2 separate regions of the Mus musculus genome follow, and region 2 is linked to region 1. Evidence: chromatin contacts called from ENCODE Hi-C or POLR2A ChIA-PET data. All regions are on one chromosome and are shown on one strand. The core of a region is the stretch at or near the end of the contact, and the rest is flanking DNA. Distances in the headings are between cores, read along the strand shown. Region 1 overlaps Shroom3 (shroom family member 3). Region 2 overlaps Shroom3 (shroom family member 3).

Region 1 (7,755 bases), core at 3,540-6,039:
ATGCTGCAGGGTTCCAAATCAAGTTATCTGCAAGTTATTATAAAATCTCTACAAATATCTCCACATGGACATGACTTTGTCTATCCACATTGGACTCATTCTCCCTATTTTAGTGAAAGGGTAACCTTCTTATTCCCCAAGCCAATTGTTTCGTTTGAGATAAAATCTCTCTCTCTCTCTCTCTCTCTCTCTCTCTCTCTCTATATATATATATATATATATATATATATATATATATATATTTGTTTATTGGTTTTCCGAGACAGGGTTTCTCTGTGTAGCCCTGGCTGTCCTGGAACTCACTTTGTAGACCAGGCTGGCCTCGAACTCAGATAAAATCTCTTTCTATGCTTCCCAGACTGATTTTGAACTCCCAAACCATCTCACCCTCCCAAGTAGCTAGAATCACAAGCGTTCTCCTGGCTGTATTAGTTTGTTTGCTTTTTTGATGCAAGATATTGAGCTGGGGCCGGGTGTTGGTGGCGCACGCCTTTAATCCCAGCACTTGGGAGGCAGAGGCAGGTGGATTTCTGAGTTCGAGGCCAGCCTGGTCTACAAAGTGAGTTCCAGGACAGCCAGGGCTACACAGAGAAACCCTGTCTCAAAAAAAAAACCAAAAAAAAAAAAAAAAAAGATATTGAGCTGGGTCTTACAAATACAAATCTGTTAAATCCATATCCGACTACTGAATTATATCTTAGGATTGAATTTTCAAATGTTCCCCCAAAATTATTTCAGGGTCACTTTTTGGATAATGTTTTAATAATAATCCTGTAGCCAGGCAGTGGTGGCATATACCTTTAATCCCAACATTCAGGAATTCGAGGCAAGTAGATCTCTGTGAATTCAAGGACAGCTTGGTGTACAGAGAGAGTTCCAGAACAGCCAGAACTACACAGAAAAACCTTGTTTCTAAAAACCAAATCTATCTATCTATCTATCTATCTATCTATCTATCTATCTATCTATCTACCTATCTATCTATTATATATAATAGAGAAAATCCTATACTGCCATTGTTTTAAAAAATCCAACATATGTTACATTCAGAATACTGAAATCAGAAATTGCAAAGTTAAGCAAACATTATTGCTATTGGTCACAACTCAGGAAACGGTGTCACAGTGTCCATATCAACATGAGAGAGCAAGTACATGCCTCAGCAAATTTCCTGCTCTTATATGTCTGAGTCTACTTCCCCTAAACACTACATGCTCAGTGCCAGGTCCCCAGAGCACTGTTCATGTGACAGCACAGGGAGGCACTTTTACGCTGGGGCACTTGTCAATCTGCTCCTGGATGCTCCACACTCAGTTCCATGGAATCCTGCATGAACTTGAGTCGGAAAGCTCACGAGGCTTTACCCAGAGACAAACTCTCTCCCTGGATCTCTTCTCCAGTTACACTCTCTACCTGGTGTTTGTAGCTTCTTCTTCTAGAACAGCAGGCACATTGCCTGCCTATAAAAGACAACAGCAGAGACTGAAGGCAGCCACACACACACATCTTCCTCCTGTTTGGTGGGAGTTGGCTAAGGAAAGCCCTGAACTGGGGTTACAAGCCTATGAAGACGAGATACAGCCTGAAGGATGAAGTCAGGCTGTGCTGTCCACTGACCTTCTAGAAGCCGATGTAGCCTAATGCTACAACCATAACTTGCAGGATGTTCATGAAGCTGATGACATAGGAAGAGAGAAATGGATAAGAGCTGTGACTTGACAGCCTCCAAGTGTGTAGCTAGACTTTACCCTGTGTCAGTCTGCACCACGTAAGAAACCACAGAAGCCACCAGAGTTTTTTCCAAATGCCTTCTGGTTTGTCCTGCAAGCAATACTACTTACAGACAGGGCCTTTCTCGTCCTCACTTTTATTTTAATAAGGGCTGAGGCAGAAACTTAAAAAACATGTTATACAAATACTCCAGCAATGAGATAACCTACAAACCTATGTCTTCTTTTCACCGTTACAAATGAGAACTTCACTTGGATGTGGTGGCTCAAACCTTCAATCCCAGCACCCTGGAGGCAGAGGTAGAAAATCTCTACGAGTTCCTTGAGGCCAGACTGGTCTACACAGTGGGTTCCAGGACAGTCAGGGCTACAAGGAGGAACACTGCCTCACAAAACAAAACAAAACAAAACAAAACAAAACAAAATCACACACACAAAATTAGGAAAAAGAAAAGCCGGCCACCTGCAGTACACGTGGGCTTGGTGCCTTGAACTGACTTAGGAGACACTCAATACCCTAGGGTCTCCATCAAAATTTAGGCTTAAATATCCATCGTAGCCTTAAATATCCTTATATCACTTTGTCTGTAGGGAACCCTTGAGTAGAGAAAACAAGGAGACCCCAGGGTGCTGGAGACGGAATAATGAATAATGAAGGAGAGTAAAGAGTCAGGGTGGCAGCTGCTTCCAGGTAAAAAACCCCAGGGATGCAAGCAACGGAAACTTCAGTTGGTTTGGGGAATCTCAGAATAAGACTCGGGCCTCAGCTCCCCACTGGAAATTCTGTAAGGAAATATCCCCAGAGATCTGTAGGTCAATATGAGTTTCTGTTAGAGTAACAATAGTCACAGGCGTGTTCATGGAGAGTGCACCAGATAGATAATTCCATCTCATGCTTCTCCCATGCCCACGCATCCGATGGAAGAGCCCCTGTGGTCTCTTCATGGCTCCCCACATCCTCCTTGTCCATTTGAGCGAGAGTTTGGCTAAGAAAATGCCAGAAGGTTGGAAATGCTCTGACAAATTGTAGACTAGGAGCAGAAAGCTGGGTGAGACTGTGAGCATTAGCTGGGGGGTGGAACGTGGGGCAGAATCCAAAGTGAAAGCTATGTTACAAGACATGTCCGCACAGGGGGACTTCATAGCCTCTGGTGTTGCAATCTTACATGGGAAGCTGCAGAACCATGAATGGCAAGAAAAGGAATATTCTGAATGGACTAAGAACTCATAAAAGATAGAGTTTTAAGCAAGAAGTAAGTGAATTTATCTTCAATCAGAAAAGACAAAGTTTTCTGTTAATAAGCAGAAGTTAGGGCTTATGAGTAAATTTAATTCAATTGCAGGGAAATAAAATGACTTCTTAGCTCACCTGACACTTGGCATTGTGCAACTTTATTCCTGCCTGGGTTCACACATTTTGGTATAAATTAGTTTATCGTTACTCGGATGTTTTTGCCTCACGTTTCAGAATGAGTTAAATTCTCTCTTAAGCAAACTTTATCTTCAGTTCAGAAGGTAGGACTAACCTTTTAGAAGATGCAGTGATAACATTTCAGTTGTTGCCCCCTTGTCTGTCCTCAAATCCTTCATTGCAAACACTCATGGCGTTTAAATCCACAGAGCAATTAATCCCACCACCCTGCTGCTGGAATCAACTCTGAAAGGCAAGCCTGGGCCAAGCAGCCCTTGACAACCCCCTGTCTGCTCAACCACTCCTGGGCCCTGTAGACAGCCCTGTGGACCCTCTTCAGGAGTTGTAGGAAGAAAGAGCTGCTTTGGGGAGATGAATTCTGAAACACTGGAGCCGGCCTCAGATAGAAATTGATACCACATGGGCTGGAGAGATGGCCCAGCTGTCAAGCACACCAATTGCCCTTCCAAAGGACCCGGGTTCAATTCCCAGCATCCACACAGCAGCTCACACCTGTCTGTAACTCCAGTACCAGGGCTTCTAGCACCATCACACAGACAAATGTGCAGCCAAAACACCAATATATATTAAATAAGAAAATAAGTAAATAAAAAAATTTGAAGCCATACAAAGCAAAGCATGTCTGGAAATTTGCAACCCTGACTTTTTCACTTCTGAACTGTTTAGAGCAGAATTATCAAGGTCTTATATTGTCTCACCCAGCTGAAGTTGATTTTTAATTATATGTAGGGGAGGAAAAAAACAACAACAACCTTCAAATGTTATATTTGGAGAAGGCAATTTTCTCAGTTCCTAAATCTAAACAGATGATCTCAGCTTATAATAGTTACATCATCCCTCAGTCCTTTGTTGTAGGAAGGTAGTCACTGAGGAAATTCAACAGTGAAACAAAAGGAAAGTTCTGGACGCGGGATGAACTCAGCTGGTTGACTGCTTGGCCAGCATGCCTGAAAACCTAGGGTTCCATGCCCAACACCTCATAAAGCAGGTACGGTAGCATACACATGTAATCCCAGCACCCTGGAGGGAGAGGCTGGAAGGTCAGACATTGAAAATAGCATCCTTAGTTACACAGGGAGTTTGAGGCCAGCTGGGGATATAATGAATATAAGAATATAAGAATGTAAGAATAAAATAAGAACGGGAGGGAAGAATGGAGGGAGGGGTAGGGAGGGAAGGGACATTCTAATAAGTGAGAAACCCAGTCTTTTGTATTTCCATTCTCCATATTTATCTGCCAACAGCTGTGTCACACTTCTAATGACCCCTGTACAGTGGGTCTGTCTTTTCTCCTCTTTCCATCCTCATTTTTTTCTTCCTTGGGGTTAAGAGAGAGCGGAAGGAGAAAGCAAGGATAGAAAGGCATGTAGGCTGGCATCTGCTGCCATCCCTGCCTCTGCTCAGCTGGGCAGAGCAGTCCTTATTAGCTCTTACATAAAACTAAGAATGTGTGCTCCTATTATTCGGGGATATTGGGTGACCACAAGAGGACAATCCATTCCACAAATTCCACTGCCCCTCATGACCAGGTGACGCAAGCTCTAGCACACAGGGCAGGTTGATTGTTTGCTCTGTCAAGGATATCTCAGCTGGCAGCCCTCACCCAGACTCCCCTTTCCTATCACTCCTGGGCTCTTCCGGTAATCTCTCTGACCAGAGTTTAGAACAAGCCAGTGAACAGGGAGGGCACTTATCAAGGGCAAACGTTTACTTTATGATGTGGCAGTTAAAAATAACCTTCCAGAAACACTGACTGCCAAGTGAAGGCTATTGTCCTGGTGGGTAGTACACCTAATACTTCCTCCTGTGGCTGGCTCGCCCACATTTCCATATTTCCTTGCCATCTACTGCTGCAAACTGGTGACGTTCAAAGGAGACCAGGATTTTTCAGAGGGTCCTGTTTCCAGAGTCCACTACTGTATTAGTTACTTTTTTTTTTTTTAATATGTGATAAGGCAACATGACCAAGACAACTTGAAAAAGAAACAGCTTGTGAGGGCTTACAGCCCCACCCAGAGCGTGAGTCCATGGCCTTGATGTAAGGAGTACAGCATCAGGCAGGCAGGCATGGTACAGGAACAGTAGCTGAAAGCTTACATGCCTAGCCATAAAAATGAGGCAGAGGGAGCTAACGGGAAATGGCATGGGCCTTTGAAACCTCAAAGCCCACCCCCAGGGACACACCTCCTCCAATATGGCCACACTTCCTAATCCTTCCCAAATAGTTCCACCAACTTGGGACTGAGTATTCAAATAATAAATGAGCTTATAGATGCCATTTTCATTCAGACTACCACACCGACTTTCCCATTTGTTCAGGATAAGAGACACATCACACTGGTTGGTACACTAGAGGCAGGGGTGAGGGTGGGGAATGCACAGCAACTACCTAGCTTCTATATTTTCACAATACATGTGGGTCCAGGGAAAGATGTCTAATTTCTAAACCTTTCATGCAGTCCACAACATATCCTGAGGTCAAGAAGAAGCTTAGACACAAAATCTAGGCTGATTCTGGGGGTCAGGAAATGGCTGAGGAAGCAGAGAGTCAGAAAAACCATCTGCACTGTGCTACGGGGAAGGTGTGGCTGTGCTGAGTAATGAAAGATTGGGCTGATGTCCATGTGGAAGCAATGATGGCCTTGGAATCCACAACTGACAGTGCTCTGAAGGATACTGCACAAAGAACTTGGAGCTGGAACATGCCCATAGCCCCAGCGCACTCCCGAGACCAAGGCAGCAGCTGATTTTGAGGTCCACTTGGGCTATACAGCAAGTTCAAGGCCAGCCAGGGCTACACGGTAAGACTTTATCTCAGACAAAACAATTTGCAAACTGCTTTAAGAGAAGAATCAGAGGTGCTCAGTTAAAAGCACTAGTTGCTCTTAACCCAGCGTGGTGGCACACGCCTTTTATCTCAGCACTTGGGAGGCAGTTGCAGGTAGATCTCTGTGAGTTCCAGGACAGCCTGGTTTACAGAGTGGATTTCAGGGCAGCCAAGGCTATTTATAGAGACCCTGCCTAAAAACACACAAGCAAACAAACAAACATATGAACACACAAGCTGGCTGCTTTTCTAGAGGACCTGGGTTTGATTCCTAGCATCATACGACAGCTCACAGCCATTGGTAACCCCAGTTATCTGACAAGGTATCTGACACCCTCTTATGGCTCCTTAGGTACCAGACATGCACATGGTTCACAGGCAAACAAAGCACCCATATACATAAAAAATAAAAATCCTAAAAAGAAAACAATCCCATTAGAAAATAGGCAAAAGATGTGAAGGACTTATCGTAAATACATAAAAACATATTCAACATCATTGGTCATTAGGGAAATGCAAATTAAAACCACACTGCGGTGTCATTACACAGCTGCTAAAATAATTAAAATAAAAGTTTTATCAAATTCTGGCAAATATGGGAGAAACCTAAAATGTGATCATCAGTCACTCTGGAAATAGTTTAGTAGCTTCTTTGAAAATCAAACATATACTTATCCTATGATCCAGCAAATGTTCTCCCGGAGAATTAAGTCAGAGAGATGGAAATTCATGCACACGTAATGATCTGTTTATGCCTCCCATCAGTTTGTAATAGTAATAGTAGTAATAATAGTAATAGCACAAGCTGTAAACTGCCAAGATATCCCTCAAAAGTTAAATGGTCAAACAAACTGTTGAACATTCAAACCATGAAATATTTATTACTCAGAAATTTAAGGGAATATTTGTATAACATTTTTTAAATGACAAAATTAGAAATAGAAGACACAACATGGTGGTCAGGGGTTAGGGATGGGGACGATAAGGGGTGGGTAGATTGTACAACTATAGTGCAAGGGAGACATTTACTATATGTAACAGTTTTGTGTCCTGGCTGTGCTACATGGAACTACATGTGTACATCATACCAGCATCAAATCCTTGGCTTTGATATTGTTCTATAATTATGTAAGATTGAGCCATCAGGTAAAAGGCACACCAGATCGCTGGTAGTATCATGCCCAACATTCTATATCACAATTAGTTTTACATTTCAATTATATTTTATTTTCTGATACAAGGTCTCATGTATTCCAGGCTGGCCTCAAACTTGGAATATAGGCTAGGATGACTCTGCATTTCTGATCTCCCCTCCTTTGCTTACCAAGTGCTGGGATTAGAGGCATGTGCCACTGTTCTCTGTTTATCTGGTGCTAGAGAGAAACCCAAGGCATCATGTATGTGACACAAATACTTTACTAACCTTACTACATTGTCAGCCCTAAAACTCAATCTGGATGCTGCAAACTTCTGTGGCTTAGACCCTTCCACATGGACCAACTAATTATTTCCTGTCAGCTGTGCCCAGGTTTCCATCATTGTCCAGCCAGGGCCAGGATTAGCAGTTACTGTACCCCTGACTCTATCAGGCTAGATGTGTACTGGGCTGAGATGCTGGGCTCATCTGGAAGGAGGGAGGCTGGGGAATAACACAGAGCAGATATTAATAGCATTCTCACCTGTAAAACAGAACTAGGAGGTGGGGAAAGAAGCCAGTGACAGAGGAAACGGTTTCTGCCTGAATTCAGGTATGTCCATCTTTGGAC
Region 2 (7,678 bases), core at 3,883-6,382, 210 kb before region 1:
GGAGTGTGGACTTCATCTTCACGAAGTGCTGGTAGTCCTGCAGCTGCTCGGCGGACAGGTAGTTGGCCAGGATATCCAGCACCACGCGCTCCCTCCGGTCCAGGTTCTCCTTGAGCTCCCGTGCATCCTCATGCTGGCCAGCCAGAACCTTCCTTTTCTCGTTCAGAGAACTCTGCCAGGGTAAAATGAACAGGTAAGGCAGCCATAAGACAAGGAGGCAGACTCCTGCCTCTCACAGGGCTGCAAACCAGTGCTCTACTCAACAGTGCGAAGGATGGATGGATGTACCTATAGCCATTATTACTATCTGTTTTCTCTCCTTATGTTGAACACTCTGTGGTGGGTAAATGGCTGTGGTAACAACCTGCCCTTTTTAGCTCTACACTTACTGAGCCAATCCTCAAGTTCTCTGAGTACTTTGTGCCCCACCTCTCCATCTGCTGAATAAAAACTTTGCAGGGGGCTGGAGAGATGGAGCCCTGGTTCGGAGCACAGACTGACTGTTGTAGAACATCTGAATTCAATTCCTAGCACCCACATGGCAGTAACAATGGTCTCCAACTCCAGGGCCAGGACAATCCATGCCCTTTTCTGGCCTCTTCTGGTAATGCACATGGGGAGCATATATATATATATATACACACACATATATATATATATATATGCCTATTAGCTTATATATATGTGTGTGTATTTGCCTATTAGCATATATATATATGCATATACATATATATACATATTTATACATATATATATATATGCTAAAAAAGGTTTTTAAACCATCTGCAGGCAGGGCTCTGAACTCCGTGCCTCCCAATCTGTAACAATGGGGATATATTCCTCATCTTTAACAAAACCAACATCCCTGCCACCCCGGGCTGCTGCTTGGCCTCTATCCATGAGTAAAACTCTGTTCAAGAAGGACGTTGGTGTCGTACTTCAGAGTTTCCCACACCAGCCCAGTAGTAAGCTGCCGCCTCTTCGGGGCCCATCGACTTCCTGGAAATACTTCATGTGTCCTGCATCTGATATGCCGACACAGTGTAAACGCCACAGTAAGTACTTTAAAAGAGTTTTGAATTGAATAGTTTTCAGACCTTTCAGGACAACATGAGTGAGACAATGTAAGATGGAATCCAATCGTGAAGTGCAGTGACTTACACATCCCTCAGTACAAATTACCTGACCTAGGACTGCTAAAGGGTCACGTGACTCTGCCTCAAATCCCCTATCTGACAAGTCAGGTGGCGGCTCACTATGTAGCCCTGGCTGGCTTGGAAAGCCATGTAGACAAGGCTGGACTTGAACTCAGCAATCTGCCTTCCTCAGCCTCTCCAAGGGATTCAAGGTGTGTGCCGCCGCCAGCACCACCGCCAGCACCACGCCCAGCTAGCTCATAGGATTTCTATAATAATCCTAGAAAACAGTACAAAGTTAGTGGGTGAATTTTATCAATATCCCCACTCTGACAGTTCTTTCCCTAATCACTCTGAGGCTTGAATTAAACATGCTGTGTCTGATTCACCATGAAGAGAAGTCTGAGGCACAGCCTGAGCTCCTAGCACTGTCGCCATCAAAGCTTCGCACACTCCTCACTGCGGCTCAGATCAAACACTGCAGCTCTGAAGCCTATGGACCTCCCTTCCTTCCCCTCCCCTCCCCTCCCCTCCCCTCCCCTCCCCTCCCCTCCCCCTGTCATCATGGCACGTGGAGACGCTGAGTTTGGTACTGACTGGGTCAGCTGTCCTCTTTCTACTGAGATTTTTGTTTTTAGAGAGGTCAAGCACTAATGCAGCATGGTAGGGATTCAGGACACTGCACATGAAGCGCAAAGCCAAGTGTCTGTCACAACAGCACTGTCCCTCCAGTGGAGGACAGCACAGTCGTGCCCACGTACCTGCCCACGGCTGGGCCCATCGTGCAGATTCCCTGAAGCTCACTTCTGCCCTCTTATCCCAGTGGTTCTGTGGTCCTCCTCTCCTTTAAGCGTCTAATGTGTTTTTATCTCTGCGAGGAAGGAGAGGCCCTAGGCCCTGTGCATCTGCCCAGAGTATCCACACTGAATCCTGCCTAGCAGGTGCTCTCTCAACCCACAGCGATGGTCATCCCGGAGAAGTGTCTCTATGGACAGAGGGCTCAGACGGTAACCTGCTAGGCCACATACCCTTTCCTCTTTGCTGGCGTCTTCACCAAGGCCTCTGAGGACGTTCTCCACGCGGGCCAGGCGTCCAGACAGGGACAGCAGCAGGTTGACCACCTTGTCCAGGTCCCCTATGAACATCTTGTACTTGTCAAACTCGTTGGGTTTGCAGAGCTCACTGATCAGAGCCTCCACCTCCTCTCCCAGGGCATTGTTCAGCTTGATGTCCGTGAGCAGGCTCCCCTTGGCTTCCTGGAGGCTCTCCAGCTTGTGGGTAAGGCTTCCGATAAGCTCAGCCTAGAATGGTGAGAGACACAGAGCCAAGCTGAGCCAGGGCTGCTGCTGGAATGTGGATGGGCACTCCCGGCCCCGCCCTTGCCGTCAAGGTTCAGCTAAAAGCTCTTCAGCTCTGTGGGGACTGATGACTCAAATCAGAACTTTTTTTTTCTTTTTCCTTTGCCTTTCCCTGAATGTCTACAACTGCCATTCTTTGAGCCTATTCAGAGTTCCCCAGCCCACACCTGATTATACACGCACTAGTCATATTCCTCACTGTGTAATGCTGCATACAGTTCTGCCTTTCCAACTGGTTTGTTAACTTCTCATTCAATGTCCTTTCTTTCTTACTAGGCACAATACCACGAGCAAGAAAGGAGGGGCGGGGTGAACATCCTCGGCTACAAACGAGCAGCCACGGAACCGGAGTGAAGGGCCTCCAGCACCCACGGTCTGAGAGCTGAGCTGGATAGCTGGCCTTGGGCAGTTACTATGAGCTACAGGTTCTGCCTCATCTAGTCCTCCGCATACAGCGGGGAGGGTGAGACTTGGGGATGCGCCCACCTCAGGCCCATGCATCACCAGATGGGCTCTCACATGACCATTACACACACTGATGGTGACACTGTATCAGAAAGCCACTCAGCTTTGCCTTTTAACTAAATCTGGACCTGCTTGCCACAACTATGTAACGTAAGCCTCTAACTACTAATTTCTGAAGAGAAGCTCTGGCTTAAACAGTGACATCCTGTTGTCAGTTCAACTTTCCAGATCTCCGTGGCTACAGGCAGCTTAACTGACACAAACCTCACTTCTAAGGGAAAAGCTGTAAGGTGTCTAAGCATTTCCTCAACAGAAGACTCGGCCCACGGTAACATGAGTGGGAGGGAAAAAGTAATTAGGGTTAATTATGCTATTACCCTCCCCCCCAAAAGCATCCTCCGCTGGCAGCCATCACTGTGGGACAGCGCAGCAGACTTCAGTAACAAGCTGCCCACTAGCACAGAGCTTGGATAAGTTTGTGCCTATGAAGAGACAAGCTGAAGGCAACACGGGTGGGAAACAGCAGACACTGCCAGGTCAGGTCAGGTCGCCCAGTCAGCCCTGGTCTTTTTTAACCTTGCAGGTACAGCTGCCAGGCTGGGCACTCAAAGTATTAGCAGAGAGTACTCTTCTCAGCCAGGCATGTTGGTGAGCTCCTGCAGTCCTGGCACTTAAGGATGGCTGTGAGTTCAAGGCCAAGGCCTGGAACACAGTGAGTTCCAGGGGAGCTGTGGCTATACAGCAAGACCTTGCTCAGGTCTGACCCAGGGTGGGCAACCTGGCCCAGTAGGTGGGGGTGCTTGTATAAGCCTTACTAATACCCAGGTCCCCCGTTCTTCTGCTAGTCTGCTGGAGTCAGCTTGCTGGCTCTCAGGCCCTAAGCAGTGCGCATGCTGGGAGGTAGGCAGCTTGGTGCATGGGACTCATATGGCACTCTGAGGCCAGAGTCCACGTCCAGTCAGCTGGGTCTTTCTATCCAGACCCAGCTCTGGTGTTTGACGGCGTGGACACTGGGCAGAGCCACACAAACACAGCACAGAAGCCTGGGCACATTCTGTACATTACAGTAAGGCAGTGCAGAGACTGGGCAGGCACCCAGTCGGCCCTGCCTCACCGTTAGGTATGTGGATGCAATGCCTGCCAGCTTTTGATCACCAGGTCTTTAACTATGGAGACCTGGGCTGAGACTATAGTGAAGAGGTTCTGAGCAACCGCAGGCATCAGGGGGAAGCCAGCAGTGCTGCCAACATTTCTGTGCCAGGATGATCCTTTTTAAAAAATAACAAAATCCAACTTTAACAGAACTCATTTAGGGCAGGAGAAGGGAATAATATTTAAATTTTCTTTATCATTTATACATGTAACGGCTTGTATGTATGTACACCACGTGTGTGTATATAGATGCCTTTGAAACCAGAAGAGAGAGTCTGATTCCCCAAGAGCTGGAGTTACAGGAGCTGTGAGCCACTCAGTATGGTTGCAGGGAATCCTCTGCAGGAGCAGCAAGTGCTCTTAACGGCAGCCATCTCCTCGGCCCATGAAAGAGAGAATTTTAATACTATACTAGTCTCTCCCGGGAGCTACGGAACTTGTAGGCCACTGACATTCACCCACTTAGCTTCACATCTGACAAACTGCTAACCCAGGCTGTGTGAGATGCTATTTATGTGCGTTCTTTTTCTAAACATAGTTCAACACACCATCTGCACAGGAAACATCCTGCCGGGTCTTCTCCCTCAGCAGCAGAGGAGCACAGACTCCGAGTCGGAGACCAGCTCTGACTTGATCACTGCCAGGAGGCCACTTCACCTGTGCCATCAGCAAGAGGACAGCTCCACCTGCCTCGATGAGATCATGTCTTATTGATCCCATGCTCTGTGGCAGGCAGAAGCAGCGTCTCACTACTCAATCACGGCTCCGACAGCCCGACAACACAGGTATCGTCCCAGCCTCACTGAGAAGCACAGTGAGGGTATGGGACATGCCCCAGACCATACAGTAAGTGACAGAGCCAGGCTTAAACCCAGGTTGTCTGGCTCCAGGGTGCTGGTTTCAATTAGTACTTTAAAATAGCTCTCAGGAATGTTATGAGGCTCAAATGCACGCACACTGGAAGACAACCATACGGACAGGCCTTGTTTTCTGTGCTATCACAAGGTCAGGCCAGCGTCTGAGAGTCCAGCACTTGTTGCAGTAGGTGCCTGGGTGGCAACCCTAGCTTCCCCGAGTGGCAGCTCTGAGGCTTGTGCCGCAGCATCCCCAAAACACTGGTACAAAAACACTTAGCTTTTGTTGGCTGTTTTTATCCTAAGAAAAATGTAGCCCTTCTGGCTGGGGCAGAGTGGAGTTCAGGCTTCTGCCTAGACCTGGCAAACCATGTCTACCTGACAGGCTTGTTTCTTCTGTTGTAAATGCAAGATCCAGGACCCTGCATGTTAACTGCTGTCTTTGGCTGAGCTCTAGAAAGTCAAGGCAGTTTCAGATGGTAACGAGGCCAGACCTCCATCCCACATTGTGTAACCTGATAGAAGCAGAGGTGACTGGGCCTGATGGTGATGTCCAACACCTCCAGCACGAGCTATCTCGGCTAAGAATCCTGCCCCACTTCTCCACCAGGAGACTTGTAACTAGAATGTCAGTGTAATTATCTGAGATGGTCCCTTGGTGCCAGTTAAGGTCCGGTAAAATGCAAGGTCAACCATCTTCCCAGACATTGTGCACAGCAACTTGGAGCTGGGACCCTTCCTGACCACCCTTCTTCTTCCACCCTCCACAACTAAGCCACCACCAGCTCCTGCCTGTTCTTAAACAACAACAACTACTCTTTCAAAAAGCTCTTAAACTGCTCATAGGATGGATGTTGATCATACTTGTGCATCATACTTTCAGTGACTGCACTTTCCTCCCATCCTGCCCAACTCCAGACATAGCTGCCAGGGGGACTCTTCTGAAATGCCAATCTGTTTACCTTCTGTCAAGCTCCAGTGGGAGACCTCCATCGTGGTGTGGGCCACGATGTCATAACTGCCACAGCTTCCCTCTTTTGCATGTTACCATTAAATCCTGGGGTCCTGGGGGGTGGGGATTCCGAGACCAAGAAGAGTGCACACTGACAACCCGAAGGGGTGAGTTTCAGGCTTTTCATACCTTGCCGACCTCAGGGCAACGTGAGAAAGCCTCGTCTGCAGAGCTGAGGTGGCTTGGGTGGCTGGTGCGGCCTGTGCTTTCTCTCTCTCTCCTCTCCCAGCTCTGCCTCCACTCACGGACACCACCCCACAGTGGTGGTGCAGGTACCCCAGAAACCTTCCTGGGAGCTGGAGTAAGGAGCCCTGGGCCTAGAGTGTGAGGGAATCCCCACTCCATTCCCCTCCTCCTCACAGCTCCTGCATAGCTGCACAGGTTGCCTGTCCAGCTACAGGACTGATACTAGGAATCTCTGGGAGCCAAAGGCTGTGTGGAAAACCCCAGGAGAGGACGGAGCTAGGCCAGAAGATGCTTGGAACTTGGCATGAACGCTCAGGGTGAGGGGCACGTGCGGGGCTGGGGGAAGCTCACGTTTAAGTGGCACACGTAGGGAGAGACGAAGAGTACACCAAAGGCTCTGAGAACTTGGGTGTGTCAGAAACGTTGCTCAAGTCCCAAACTAAAGCCAGAGGGGCTCAGTGAGTACAGAGCTCTGTAACCTCACAGAGGCTCCCAAACCGAAATGGGTGCTGGAACCACACTATCCAAAACTGAGACGGAACTTACGGTCTGGGCCTGCAGTAACCAGGCCTGCCTCAATCACCATTCTACAGAGGGCTGTGCCAGCAGGACCAGGGCCTCGCAGCACAGAATACAATATACAGTTACTCAGGTATAAAGAGCCAGAAAGGGTAACAGTGATGCTAGACTGGAGATAATGCTTACATTAGGATTACCATAGTCTTTAAAAATGCTTTCTTAAATAAGCATTCTTCATGATAAGAGCAAAATCACTTGAAGATTCGAGCAAAAAGGAACTAAAAAACAGAAAGTTTAGAACTGAAAATGATAATCTGAAACAACAACAAAATCACTGGCAGGAATGAACTAAGAGCGTGAACCTGAGGTCAGACGGACACAAACTAACCAATGAGAAGGACAGAGCTTCAGGGAGTCAGGCGAATGAGAAACTCTAACACTGAATCATCATGCTAAGAGAAGAGTTAGTGTGCATAAGATAACTGATGTGTAACTAAAGAAACAGTGATTGAAAATGCCCCATCTACCCACAGCCCTGGGCAGCTCCGTGCACACACTCCACAAGCAGTGATGACAGGCGTGTGGTGAGCAGAAGCGGGCAGCCACATTTAAATGCCTGGAAATTGTTTCTCAGAAGGAACAGAAAACATGTCTGCATATGTGACAAAAGACGGCCAGCCCAGACTTCACATCCAGTGAGTGAGAATATTCTAGAGACATACAGACGAACCCACATCACTGCAGATCTATTCTGAGGAAAATGCTAAAGGAAATCTTTCTCAGGATGAGAGGAGACAGGGCCAGAGAGGAACCTGGAACTCCAGAACTGAAGCTCAGCAGAAATGGGAGGCGGTGAGCCGAGGAGTCGTAGCTGTCTAAAAGGACCCACCAGCCACAGCGTTCTCAACAGCAATGGAGTAGAATAGTTTTAAATGCTACTGCCATCTATTTCCCTACAAACCATGCCGATATGGGAACTGGTGGAATTTTGTGTTA

The links. A loop is a pair of places that touch in the nucleus more often than their neighbours do. ChIA-PET counts read pairs that join two places held with the same protein, here RNA polymerase II (POLR2A).
Region 2: POLR2A ChIA-PET joins it to region 1 with 16 read pairs in Patski. The contact joins two enhancer-like sites. A Hi-C loop is called at or near these places in 1 of 37 maps with a recorded cell type or tissue (mouse trophoblast stem cell). POLR2A ChIA-PET finds 5 or more read pairs at or near these places in 3 of 5 experiments (Patski and embryonic stem cell).

Annotation. Positions count from the first base shown.
Region 1 is chr5:92,743,030-92,750,784 of GRCm38, reverse strand. All of the region lies in intron 1 of Shroom3 (shroom family member 3), which reads right to left. Among named protein-coding and RNA genes, the nearest start is that of Mir1961, 42 kb to the left of the region's middle. Within about 2 kb of position 4,789, at least 1 of the 3 ENCODE cell types and tissues checked has a DNase peak (open chromatin) inside an H3K27ac peak, as active enhancers do.
Region 2 is chr5:92,956,850-92,964,527 of GRCm38, reverse strand. It overlaps Shroom3 (shroom family member 3), which reads right to left. Exons shown (of 11, transcript NM_015756.2): 10 at 2,165-2,437; 11 at 1-172. Among named protein-coding and RNA genes, the nearest start is that of Gm36764, 48 kb to the left of the region's middle. Within about 2 kb of position 5,132, at least 1 of the 3 ENCODE cell types and tissues checked has a DNase peak (open chromatin) inside an H3K27ac peak, as active enhancers do.